2 separate regions of the Homo sapiens genome follow, and region 1 is linked to region 2. A link is an interaction called in ENCODE POLR2A ChIA-PET data of the cell type or tissue named here. Cell type or tissue: IMR-90. All regions are shown on one strand. Links, peaks and the distances in the headings refer to the core of each region. The heading gives the core; the rest is flanking DNA. Region 1 overlaps PCYT1A (phosphate cytidylyltransferase 1A, choline). Region 2 overlaps RNF168 (ring finger protein 168).

Region 1 (6,238 bases), core at 1-4,000, 200 kb before region 2:
AAAATACAAATAAAAATAAATAAAAATAAAAATAGTAAAGAGGCTTTGCAGATATGATTAAATAAAGGAAGATTATTCTGGTTTATCTGGGTATACCGAACGTAATCACAAGAGTCCTTGTAAGTGAAAAGGGGAAGTAGGAGGTTCAGAATCAGAGCAGGAGACATGGCAGAAGCAATCGTCAGAGTGATGTGAGCACTGGCTGGTGCCAAGCACTAAGCAATGTGGGAACCCTCTAGAAGCTGGAAAAGGCAAGAAGATGGACTTTCCCCTGGACCCTCCAGCTCTGCCAACACCCTGATTTTAGCCCTCTGAGACCCATTTCAGATTTCTGATATCCAGAACTGTAAGATAATTCATTTGTATATTTGTATTATGGTAATTTGTTACAAATGCAACAGGAAACAAATATATATACTTGCCCTTATGATCAATATCAGCCCTGCAGGCACTTGTCTATTTGTAGGGTATTATTTGCTTTTATTGCTCAAGACAGAGCATTCATTTGGAATAAGTATTAACTGTTTCAGAATAGATTTTTCCCTTTGGGCTGGGAAGCTCTAGAACTAAGCAGTGGAAACTGAGTTTGATCAATGGCTAATAGTCAATATAGGTAAAGAAACATACAATTCTGTCACTGGGATTTTGAAACACAGATTTCATAATAATATTAACAACAGTAGCTTCAATTGTGTGTAAGTGTTCTCTGACATGTTTTTATTATGGAAAGTTTTAGGAAGGGTAGCAAGCTGAGACAGGATAGGCAGTGTGGAGGAAAGCTTTAGGAAGGGTAGCAAGCTGAGATGGGATAGGCAGTGTGGAATGGGGTCTTTCATCTAAGGTTTGGCAATAATTAGGAAATACAAAGATAATTTTCCAGAGATAAAGGAGCATAAGGTAGGCATAAACGGAAAAAGGTTCTCATCTAAGATACAACTAGTAACAGGATGGAGGAATGATAGAGGGAGAAAAAACAGCAGAAAAGACGCACTAGACACCATGAGATGATACGAAGATCAAATCACTGCCTAGAGCCCCAATTTTTCTATTTCATTAGTTTTATTTATTTGTTTATTTACTTTTTATTTTTATTTTTGAGATAGGGTCTGTCTCTGTTGCCCAGGCTGGAATGCAATGGTGCAATCTCGGCTCACCGCATCCTCCGCCTCCCGAGTTCAAGCAATTCTCATGCCTCAGCCTCCCAAGCAGCTGAGATTACAGGCATGCGCCACCACGCCCGGCTAATTTTGTATTTTTAGTAAAGACAGGGTTTCACCAGGCTGGTCTCAAACTCCTGACCTCAGGTGATCCTCCCACCTCAGCCTCCCAAAGTGTGGGATTACAGGTATGAGTCACCGCACCTGGCCATATTTCAATAGTTTCAGCCTAATACACATGCAACTTCCATATTTTCCTAACACTTCTTTTTCTAAACCCAATGTAAAGCTTCTACAACTGAGCTGTGAGTCATAATCCAGTAAAAAGGCAGCAGATTTCCAGTGACTGTGAAAATACACTTACTATTCCTTCTTTTCATTATTTCAGAAGACATGTAACACTGATATCATCAATGTCATATCGGTTTCTACCCTCCCCCTGCCAGGTTAATCTCCACTTACCACTGCACAGCGCTGCACTTTGGAAGGAACCCCATCTTCTTCTGTTGCCCCGTTGGGTCCGGGCGCCTCTTTTCTCCTCTTCCTTGCATTGACCTTGGCTGAACACTGTGCATCCATCTTCTTTTAACTGGTCATAGAAAGTGAAAACAAAAATTTTCTCATTGGGGTGGGAAAAAGTTTGTCACCAGTATTTCAGAGACGTTGACGTGGATACACTCAGCAAAATACCAATTCTACAGCTGCACTTCACCAAGATGAGCCAATGGCATCTGGCAAAACCAGCGAAGCTTCACAAAACACAGGCTCTAGTAGAAATACTGAAACGCCTCTCTGTGCAACAATGGCCACAGTGAATTGCCTGAAGTCGGAAGTCATTCCCCCTCACAGTGCAGCCTACATACTAACTGCTCATTTTAAATCCTGATTGCATGCAAAAGATTGGAATAATTTGGCTGAGAAAGATAGTTACACAGACTCTCCCACTATCCTCCGCATCATCGATATGACAGGTATAAGGCAATGTGAAGGTATGACTGGTGCAGGTAGAGAAAAGAGCCTTTTGTAAACGGATGGCTCTCACCAAGTCCTGGATTAACAAAACACGGATTTCTTAACTCTAATTTTTTTTAAGACGGGGTCTCACTCTGTTGCCCAGGCTGGGGTGCAGTGGTATGATCTTGCCTCACTGCAGCTTCAACCTCGTTAGCTCAAGCGATCCTCTTGCCCCAGCCTCCCAAGTAGTTGGGACTACAGGCACATGCCACCACACCTAGTTATTTTTTTTTTTAAGAGACAGGCCTCGCTATGTTGCCCAGGCTGGTCTTGAATTCCTGGCCTCAAGTGATCCTCCCAACTCAAACTCCCAAAGACTTGGGATGACAGGCATGAACCACATCACTGAGTGAATTTCTTAACTCTAAAAGTTCTATAGATTTCAGTGACCACTTCACCAGAGTTACTTGCATGAAAATTGTGGAGTAGCATAATGGTTTTTATTTACTTTTTTATTGTTTTTATTTTTTTAGGGGTCTTGCTAGGTTGTCCAGGCTGGAGCGCAGTGGCTACTCACAGCCATAATCATAGCACACTGTAGCCTCAAACTCCTGAGCTTAAGCAATCCTCCCATCTGAGCCTCCAGAATAGCTAGGACCAGCATAATGTATTTTTTAAATGTCCTTCTCCTTCTTTCCTTTTTTTTTTTTTGAGAAAGAGTCTCACTGTGTCACCCTGGCTAGAGTGCAGTGGCACGATCTCGGCTCTCACAGCCATAATCATAGCACACTGTAGCCTCAAACTCCTGAGCTTAAGCAATCCTCCCATCTGAGCCTCCAGAATAGCTAGGACCAGCATAATGTATTTTTTAAATGTCCTTCTCCTTCTTTCCTTTTTTTTTTTTTTGAGAAAGAGTCTCACTCTGTCACCCTGGCTAGAGTGCAGTGGCACGATCTCGGCTCTCACAGCCATAATCATAGCACACTGTAGCCTCAAACTCCTGAGCTTAAGCAATCCTCCCATCTGAGCCTCCAGAATAGCTAGGACCAGCATAATGTATTTTTTAAATGTCCTTCTCCTTCTTTCCTTTTTTTTTTTTTTGAGAAAGAGTCTCACTCTGTCACCCTGGCTAGAGTGCAGTGGCACGATCTCGGCTCTCACAGCCATAATCATAGCACACTGTAGCCTCAAACTCCTGAGCTTAAGCAATCCTCCCATCTGAGCCTCCAGAATAGCTAGGACCAGCATAATGTATTTTTTAAATGTCCTTCTCCTTCTTTCCTTTTTTTTTTTTTTGAGAAAGAGTCTCACTCCGTCACCCTGGCTAGAGTGCAGTGGCACCATCTCGGCTCACTACAACCTCCGCCTCCCAGGTTCAAGCGATTCTCCTGCCTCAGCCTCCTGAGTAGGTGGGATTACAGGCACCCACCACCACGCCTGGCTAATTTTTTGTATTTTTAGTAGAGACAGGGTTTCCCTATGTTGGCCAGGCTGGTCTCGAACACCTGACCTCGTGATCCACCTGCCTCGTCCTCCAAAAGTGCTGAAATTACAGGCGTGAGCCATGGCGCCTAGCCAATTTTTGTATTTTTAGTAGAGACAGGGTTTTGTCATGTTGGCCAGGCTGGTCTTGAACTCCTGACCTCAGGTGATCCACCCACCTCGACCTCCCAAAGTGCTGGAATTACAGGTGTGAACCACTGCACCTGGCCCTTCCCCTTCTTTTCTCAGTACTCATTTCCCTTTCCTCTTTCAGGGTCTTAACACCTCAAGCTTGTTCACAGTTTCCAGCTATTAAAACCCCCTCAGGGATTCTCCTTCCCCCAAAGGAACTTATTTATTATTGTCTCATTTAGCAGAGAGTTTCTAGCAACTAGCTATTACAGCAAAGTTCTGAATATTCTGTATTTCATGTTTAAGTCACAGAATACTTGGGGTGTCACTTCGCTAGCCAGAAACCTCTGTGGCCAGTGGCACCTTTGCCTGAGTTTTGCTCAGGCCCGCCGGGCTCGTTCCGTCCACTCAGCCTGGTAGGCTATGCTCAGCTTGTGTTACCAGCACAGATTCCATGCATGCCAAGGACAAGCCAGGCACGGAGCGGCAAGAGGTGCACAGGCGAGCCAGCACAGGGTCCGGCCACTGCGCACAGCCAGGCACGCCAGCTGCCAGGGGGTGAGCAGCTCGAGGCGCCAGCTCCCTGAGAGGCTGCAGCTGAACCAGGCGTACTACAAGCAGCTTCCACTGCAGGCACTGGGGAACATGGTGCTGCCCAGAAGCTTGGAGAGGCCAGGAACCACAGAGCTCCAAAGAGGGTGTCACAGCCCTGGCTCAAGGAGCTCCTAGGTCTGGGCTTCCCAAAGGGCTACAGCTCTTCTCTTTCTCTCTCCTCTCTTCTCTCTTTCTGTTGCCCACAGCGTGGCAAGCAGTGGGGGAGGGGAGGACGTGTTTCGGCTCTGTTTGTGTTTCAGCTCTTTCAGTCCCACCATTTGGCAGATCCCGAGTTCTTGTCCCACGTCCAGGAAGAATGAGGTATATGGACAACTGGAGGACGAGCAAGGTGAAGAGGTGCTTTATTGAGCAACACAACAGCCCTCAGGAGACCCCAAGCGGGTAGCTCCTTTCCGCAGCAGGTCGTCCCAGCATCTGTGCAGCCCTCAGCGGAGAGGAGACCCAGAGTGGATAGCTCCTATCTGCAGGCAGGTCATCCTGACGTCTCTGCAGCCCTCAGTGGAGAGGAGACCTGGAGTGGGAAGCTCCTATCCGCAGGCAGGTCATCCCATCAAGTATGGCTGAGTCCAGGGTTTCTACGGGCTTCAGCGGGCAGGAAGTGCATGCTGATTGGTCCATGGGCAGCCACAGGCAGCCCGGAAAAAGCATCGTAAGTTCTCATTCCAGTCCACAGAACTGGCAGCCTGGGCCCCAGGCTTCAGGCCATCCCTGGCTTGAAGGTGGGGCTTCACCAGGGACCCGCCCATTTCCGCCTAGGAGCCTGTCTGCCTCCTGCTGTCATCAACCTGCTGTCCACAGCGCCCAGGCTATTCACGAAGGGGCGCCTGCAGGCCTGAATGGAGCTGCTCTCAGCTCCGCCTTGGCGTCCCCTCCTGTGCTGCTGGACACCCAAAATCCAGAGGGGGCCAAGGCAGAAGGGGGCTGGCATGTCAGCACTGCCCCTAGCACACGCAAACCCAGCCAGGTCATGACAGTGCCCAGGCTTGGCCTCAACTTTGCTCCAAAATCAGAGCAGGCACCAGGAGCAAGGAGAGGCCAGGCAGTGGGAGCAGGCACTTCAAGCCTGCAGGGGCAGGGGAGGTTCCTGGGCCCCCAAAAGCACAGGGAAGCCCGGGTATGTAGCCACGGCTGCTCCCGCCCTGCCAACTTGGAAACGGGCAGGGCTTCCACCTACTCCCAGCTCCCAGTGGCTCCATGGAGCGTGCAGCACAGACCATGCCTCCCCGACTGCAGCCGGCATCATGGCAGCAGCCCATCCAGACAGGCCACCGCTGCCATCATTTAGATGTTGGCTTTTCAGCCCCCTGCAGGGATAGTTGCGTTTTTCTTAAGTAACACAATTTGTACAAATAAATTACTTTCTTGATACTGATGAAATTTTAGGAATCAGCCAGAAATTGGGGGTAGGGGAAACTCTATGATAAACTGTCATCTCTGCACAAGATACGGTTCAGAGAAAAATCTTCAGAACAGGTGGAAAACCAATGCCAGACAGAATGAGGACAGTCTGCTCTGCCCTACTGCCTCTCATAAGCCTGACTGAGATGTTCGTCTAAACAACTGCAACTGTGCCTTACTTTCTTTCCTCCGGCTCAACTCCGAGTGGCAATATGACAAGATCTACAAGAAACTGGCCTAATTCTTAGAAGCTGAAGGTGACACCCCATGAGTCATGGCCAACATGAAAAAATGTCAGAGTCGAAAGTGAAAGATGAGCACCACCTAGAAACTTCCTTTCATCACAAATGCAAATTAAAATGGAAGAAGGGTTCTATACATTTCACTCCGAGTTCTTTCAGTGATGATGATCAGAGCTTGTCTTCACTATTGTTCTTAATGATTCCTTCATAATATTCAGAGGTCAATACTCTCATCTCAGTGGTCTGAGTGAACTACTC
Region 2 (6,590 bases), core at 1-4,000:
ATCCAGACTGTCAGTCACCCCATCCAGCCTCATCCTCATCTGGACCCATTTCTCACCACCCAATCAGTTTCAATGATCCAGACTGTCAGTCACCCCATCCAGCCTCATCCTCATCTGGACCCATTTCTCACCACCCAATCAGTTTCAATGATCCAGACTGTCAGTCACCCCATCCAGCCACATCCTCATCTGGACCAGTTTCTGACCACCCAATCAGTTTCAATGATCCAGACTGTCAGTCACCCCATCCAGCCACATCCTCATCTGGACCAGTTTCTGACCACCCAATCAGTTTCAATGATCCAAACTGTCAGTCACCCCACCCAGCCTCATCTGGACCAGTTTCTGACGACCCAATCAGTTTCAATGATCCAGACTGTCAGTCACCCCATCCAGCCTCATCCTCATCTGGACCCGTTTCTGACCAACCACCCAATCAGTTTCAATGATCCAGACTGTCAGTCACCCCATCCAGCCTCAGCCTCATCCTCATCTGGACCCGTTTCTGACCAACCACCCAATCAGTTTCAATGATCCAGACTGTCAGTCACCCCATCCAGCCTCAGCCTCATCCTCGTCTGGACCCGTTTCTGACGACCTAATCAGTTTCAATGATCCAGACTGTCAGTCACCCCATCCAGCCTCATCTGGACCAGTTTCCGACGACCCAATCTGTTTCAATGATCTGGACTGTCAGTCACCCCATCCAGCCTCATCCCAGCTCTTAACTCCTTCTGCATAGTTCAGTTTCCTTTCTGGCAACTAATTCCCAATTTCCTAGAAAACCCTGATTTTCTGATTTAACACTGATTCGAATCCACTTTAAACCAAAGGAAACAGGCCGGGCGTGGTGGCTCACGCCTATAATCCCAGCACTCTGGGAGGCCGAAGCAGGTGGATCACCTGAGGACAGGAGTTCAAGACCAGCCTGGCCAACATGGTGAAATCCCATCTCTACTAAAAGTACAAAAAAAAAAAAAAATTAGCTGGGTAGCTGGGTGTAGTGGCACATGCCTATGATCCCAGCTACTCGGGAGGCTGAGGCAGAAGAATCGCTTGAACTCGGGAGGCGGAGGTTGCAGTGAGCTGAGATCGCGCCATTGCACACCAGCCTGCGTGACAGAGCAAGACTCTGTCTCCAAAAAAAAAAAAAAAAAAAAAAAAAAAAAAAAATCTGGGATTTCCCACATATGAATATGAATCCAAATTTTGAAACTCCGTCTAAAAAAAAAAAACAAACACCAAAGGAAATGCTACAATGCTGAAAATTGAATTAAATTGGAGATGGAAATTAGATTACTTTAGGAAAACCTTTTGAGTACTCTGTAAACATTGGACAATAGCAAGAAAATGGATTTTAAACCCTGCATGGGTTCCTTAATCACTCAGAATAGTATAATCTTGCTTTGATTACCAGTCACGACAAAAAGGTGAGCAAAGGCCATAAAACATGCAGTTTTTGGAAAGACAATGGCACTTGAAGATTTCCTGGAGTTGGCCAAAGCTTAAGATATCTCTAAGAATTGTAAAGCTTAATACACATCTGTTATTAAGAAGGGAAACGACAGGGGACCCCTGCTTACCGCTGAGCTGTGCAGAAGCTCATGTGTCTATGCAGTCCTTACAATCACACAGACCTTCATTAAGGACAATGAGTGTGCCTAGAGAGCAGCATGAATGACACATGGATGAAGATTCCATGATAGGAAAGAGCTTCACATTCCAGCTTTACTAGATCACAAAGCACTCCCTTTACCAGGCCTTACTTTGTGCATCTCTGAAACATCTGAAAAACACTTTTCTGTGAAATGCTAGGCTGTAGGGAGTGAGCACTTTTGGATACCTTACAGTGATCTCTAGTAGAATTTGGCATCTTTCTTCTATTAACTGACTGCTTCAACTGCATCTTTAAAGACACTTGCCTATTTTTGTCCCTTGAGCCTCTCTCTGGTGTTGGATGCTTTGTGTGAGTTTGCCTTTTGAAGTTCCCATCTTTGGGATTCTTCCTCTGTCCATTTAGCACTTTGTCTGGAGGGGAGGATGTAGCGCGTAAGTGATACTCATCTGGGGATCCTTTTTGCCGGTTTGGCACCATTTGCTCTTTATCCACCTCCTTCTGAAGTTGTAATGCCAATAACCTGTCCTGTTCTTCTTGTTTATGTCTCTCAAACAGTAGATGCTCCAAATCTATCAGTTTTTGGGTAAAGTTTATTTCTGTTTCCTCTTGATCTGGGGAAGATTCGGGGGACACTTTTCTTCTTTTTGCAGAAAAGCATGGATCCTTGACTGCTTCAAAGGAAGATTCTTGGTTTTTTCTTTTGGAAATCTCCTTACTGATCAGTAGGCACGACTCTTCATTTTCTGTCTCACCTGTGTTGTTTCCATTTGTCTGTGTCACCCCTGATGTGGGGGCGCACCCACTTTCTGTTCTGCCACAAGGCATAACTGCAGTTTCTTTCGAGTAGGGAACTCTGGTTTTAGGTCGCTCGTGACTTAAGACACATAACTCTTTCCCATGATTGCTTGGTCTTGTTTTGACGTTTCCTTCATGGTACCATTCGGCACCACAGGCACATAACCATGGCATAGGGGACTCTATTGAAGAATCTGCACCTTGTTCTCCAACTCCAAGGGATATCTGTGGAGAAAGTGTCGGCATATCTTCTATTTCTGTGTCTTGCCCTGTTGGGCTTTTCCTATCACTACTGTCAATGTCCTGTAGAAAACAGAAAAAGACTGAGTGAACCAGGGGAAAATATCAAATCATAAGATGTAAGTCTAATTACACTGATACTACAGCTGGACTGTCACTATACATTATTATTACTAATAAGGTATATATTTCTTTCTTTCTTTTCTTTTTTTTTCAGAGTCTTGCTCTGTCGCCCAGGCTGGAGTGCAGTGGCGCGGTCTCAGCTCACTGCAACCTTCACCTCCCAGGTTCAAGTGATTCTCCTGCCTCAGCCTCCCAAATAGGTGTATATTTATTCTTAATAGTATTTTTATTTCATGGGCAAATTTAGATTAAGCTATTACTTCATTTTCACTCCCATGAAAACCTACAGATTAAAACCCACAGACTAGATTCCAAATATGGCCAATAGCTGGTATCAGGACCTGACCTTCTTTCACCTTACAAAGGTCTGCCAGCATAGGGGTTTTTAACTCTTTTCTCTACCGTGGACCCTCCTTTTGGCATTTAGGTGAAGCTTACAGACCACTTCTGAGAATAATGTTTTTAACTAAAAAATTAAGATATACAGTAGCTTTACAAAAGGAACAATTTATGTTGTAAACACAATCATTAAAAGGTTCAAAAAAATGTGAGGTAATAATGTGCATCTATAATACAGTAAATAATAGGATCTACCAGCCAGTCTAATAACTCATAATACCCAATTATCTGTGTCACCCCTGATGTAGTACACCCACTCTCTGTTTTGCCACAAGGCACAACTGCAGTCTAATACCAATGTAGAGATAAGTATAAATGATATTTAAAGATATCTGTAACATGGCTGGGCACGGTGGCTCATGCCTGTAATCACAGCACTTCCGGAGGCTGAGGCGGACAGCTCACCTGAGGTCAGGAGTTTGAGACCAGCCTGGCCAACATGATGAAACCCCATCTCTACTAAAAATACAAAAATTAGCCGGGCGTGGGGGTATAAGCCTGTAGTCCCAGCTACCAGGGAAGCTGAGGATGCACCGAGCATCCACTGTACTCCAGCCTGGACGATGGATTCTCTCTCAAAAAATAAACAAAACAAAACAAACAAGCAAAAAAAAAATACCTAGTGTTTGGAAGATAAAGCTTGGGACTTCTATAAGTTACTTCTATAAGTAACTTGACTGGGTGTATTTCTCACCAAGACCCCTGGAAGCTAGACCCATTGTTTGTTATAAGAAATAATTGACCCTTACAGGGCATGTGGTCTCAAAGTAGTTAATACACTCACTTGTGTGGCCTTTTTCCAGGCTATCACCTTGGAGCTCTGCTGCTGAGGACTCCTGCTGAACACACATGCCTGATGCTGCCTTACTAGCATACTTTTTCTCATCTTGCAATTTTTTTTTTTTTTTTTTTTTGAGGTGGAGTCTCACTCTGTCATCCAGGCTGGAGTGCAATGGCGACATCTCAGCTCACTGCAACCTCCGCCTTCCGGGTTCAAGCAATACTCCTGCCTCAGCCTCCTGAGTAGCAGGGACTACAGGTATGTGCCACACCTGGCTAATTTTTTTTTTTTTTTTGGTATTTTTAGTAGAGATGGGGTTTCACCACATTGGCCAGGCTGGTCTCGAACTCCCAACTTTCTGCCTGCCTCAGCCTCTCAAAGTGCTAGGATTACAGGCCTGAGCCACCGTGCTTGGCCTCCCATCTTGTAATATTCTTTTTTTTTTTTTTTTTGAAACAGAGTTTCACTCTTGTTGTCCAGGCTGGAGGGCAACGGCACGATCTCAGCTCACCGCAACCTCTACCTCCCGGGTTCAAGCAATTCTCCTGCCTCAGCCTCCCAAGTAGCTGGGATTACAGGCATGCGCCACCACACCCGGCTAATTTTGTATTTTTTTGTAGAGATGGGGTTTCTCCATGTTGGTCAGGCTGATCTCGAACCCCTGACCTCAGATAATCCACCTGCCTCAGTCTCCCAAAGTGCTGGGATTACAGGCGTGAGCCACCGCATTCAGCTCCATCTTGTAACATTCTAAGTGAAGCTGGTGCCAGGTATAACCTATTCAGTTTTGTGAGTTTGGATTACATAGGTCAAGGATCAGTAATCTATGGCTCATGGACCAAATCCAGCCTCCTGCCTGTTTTTGTAAACAAAGTTTTACTGGAATGCATTCAAGCTGATGTGTTTACATATTATCTATAGATGCTTTCACACTACACCAGCGTAGCTGAGAAGCTGTGACACAGATCACACTAACTGCAAAGGCGAAAATATTCACTCTCTTAGAGAAAAACTTTGCTTTTTGTAGTATGTTTATTTAAAAAATTGTAGTTTCCTTTGGAGAAAAAGTGCTTTTTCTCTAGGTGAGCCTAAGAGGACTCAGACAGGGTGTTTGATTAACTATAGGGGCTTTTGTTAAAAGGTAGAAAACTATGGATAGCACTAATCTACAGCATTAATGAACCAGCAAAACTCAGAACATCTTCAGTATCAACATACCTTAGATACGGAGTCTTTCCTGACTTCTTGTACAGCTTCAGAGTGTGAGGCTGACCCAAACTGAGATTTCGGTGTCAAATACCTAAAAGAAAAGTTTACCAAAGTTTCAATGCTTTCAAAGACAGATGGTATGTACCCAACATAATAAAGCTATTTATACCGAAGGTTGTCTGGTTTGCTGCTTGGCTGTTTTATCAGAGTGTATCTCATTTCCGTGCTTCAGATATTTTGGTCAATTCCAGGACAAAACTTAAATGATTGAGTATTGATATTTTAGTGAAAAACAGAAAAGGAAGTAAAAGTCAAATCTAAATATTTTTTCTTTTTTTTTTTTTTTTGAGATAGAGTCTCGCTCTGTCACCCAGGCTGGAGTGCAGTGGTGTGATCTCCGCTCACTGCAAGCTCCGCCTCCCGAGTTCACGCCATTCTCCTGCCTCAGCCTCCCAAGTAGCTGGGACTACAGGCGCCCACCACCACGCCCGGCTAATATTTTGTATTTTTAGTAGAGACGAGGTTTCACCGTGTTAGCCAGGATGGTCTCGATCTCCTGACCTCGTGATCCGCCTGCCTTGGCCTCCCAAAGTGCTGGGATTACAGGCGTGAGCCACTGAGCCCGGCTAAATATTTTTTTTTCTTTTCTTTTTTTTGAGACGGAGTCTCCCTCTGTCGCCCAGGCTGGAGTGCAGTGGCGCGATCTCAGCTCACTGCAACCTCCGCCTCCCGGGTTTAAGCGATTTTTCTGCCTTAGCCTCCTGAGTAGCTGGGATTACAGGCGCCCGCCACCACGCCCGGCTAATTTTTGTATTTTTAGTAGAGACGGGTTTCACCATGTTGGTCAGGCTGGTCTCGAACTCCTGACGCTCAGGTGATCCGCCTGTCTCAGCCTCCCAAAGTGCTGGGATTACAGCCGTGAGCCACTGCGCCCAGCGTAAATATTTCTTAATTCTTGAAAAAAGCTTAAAAAAGCAGATAGCATCAAAACAATGCAAGACTCTATAGTCTTCCCAAAAGTAATGAAAATGATGCTTTAAACTAGGAGAAAGGATATGTTAGTTTCTTCTTTATGCTGGAAATGTTGGCTGTTCACGACATTTTAAATCTCTACTATTGGGAAAAAGTCCATGATTAAATTCCTTACTATTCTGGTATAGAGATGTTATCATACATACTTTTATATCAACTCTCTTCTTTTTTTTTTTTTTCTGAGACGGAGTCTTGCTCTGTCACCCAGGCTGGAGTGCATTGGTGCAATCTCGGCTCACTGCAACCCCGCCTCCCAGGTTCAAGTGATTCTCCTGCCTCAGCCTCCTGAGTAGTTGGGATTACAGGCATGTGCCACCACGTCCAGCTAATTTTTGTATTTTTAGTAGAGACGGGGTTTCACCATGTTGGCCAGGCTGGTCTCGAAGTCCTGAC

Evidence for each region. ChIA-PET counts read pairs that join two places held together with the same protein. Peaks named below come from ENCODE experiments on the same cell type or tissue, not always from the same donor. Only the 100,000 strongest peaks of a DNase experiment are listed, where the experiment ranks them.
Region 1: POLR2A ChIA-PET joins it to region 2 with 5 read pairs; 8 of 35 experiments call an interaction of 5 or more read pairs at or near these places.

Annotation. Positions count from the first base shown.
Region 1 is chr3:196,268,796-196,275,033 of GRCh38, forward strand. PCYT1A (phosphate cytidylyltransferase 1A, choline) reads right to left here. Exons shown (of 9, transcript NM_001312673.2): 2 at 1,620-1,746. The coding sequence starts at 1,736. Among named protein-coding and RNA genes, the nearest start is that of PCYT1A, 16 kb to the right of the region's middle. RefSeq lists enhancers at 4,289-4,788, 5,957-6,166. In IMR-90, for the core only: no CTCF peak of the experiment used is centred there; no DNase peak of the experiment used is centred there; H3K27ac peaks cover 317 bases.
Region 2 is chr3:196,470,057-196,476,646 of GRCh38, forward strand. RNF168 (ring finger protein 168) reads right to left here. Exons shown (of 6, transcript NM_152617.4): 5 at 5,175-5,256; 6 at 1-2,716. The coding sequence ends at 1,763. Among named protein-coding and RNA genes, the nearest start is that of RNF168, 30 kb to the right of the region's middle. RefSeq lists a silencer at 151-327. In IMR-90, for the core only: no CTCF peak of the experiment used is centred there; a DNase peak (open chromatin) is centred at 1,705.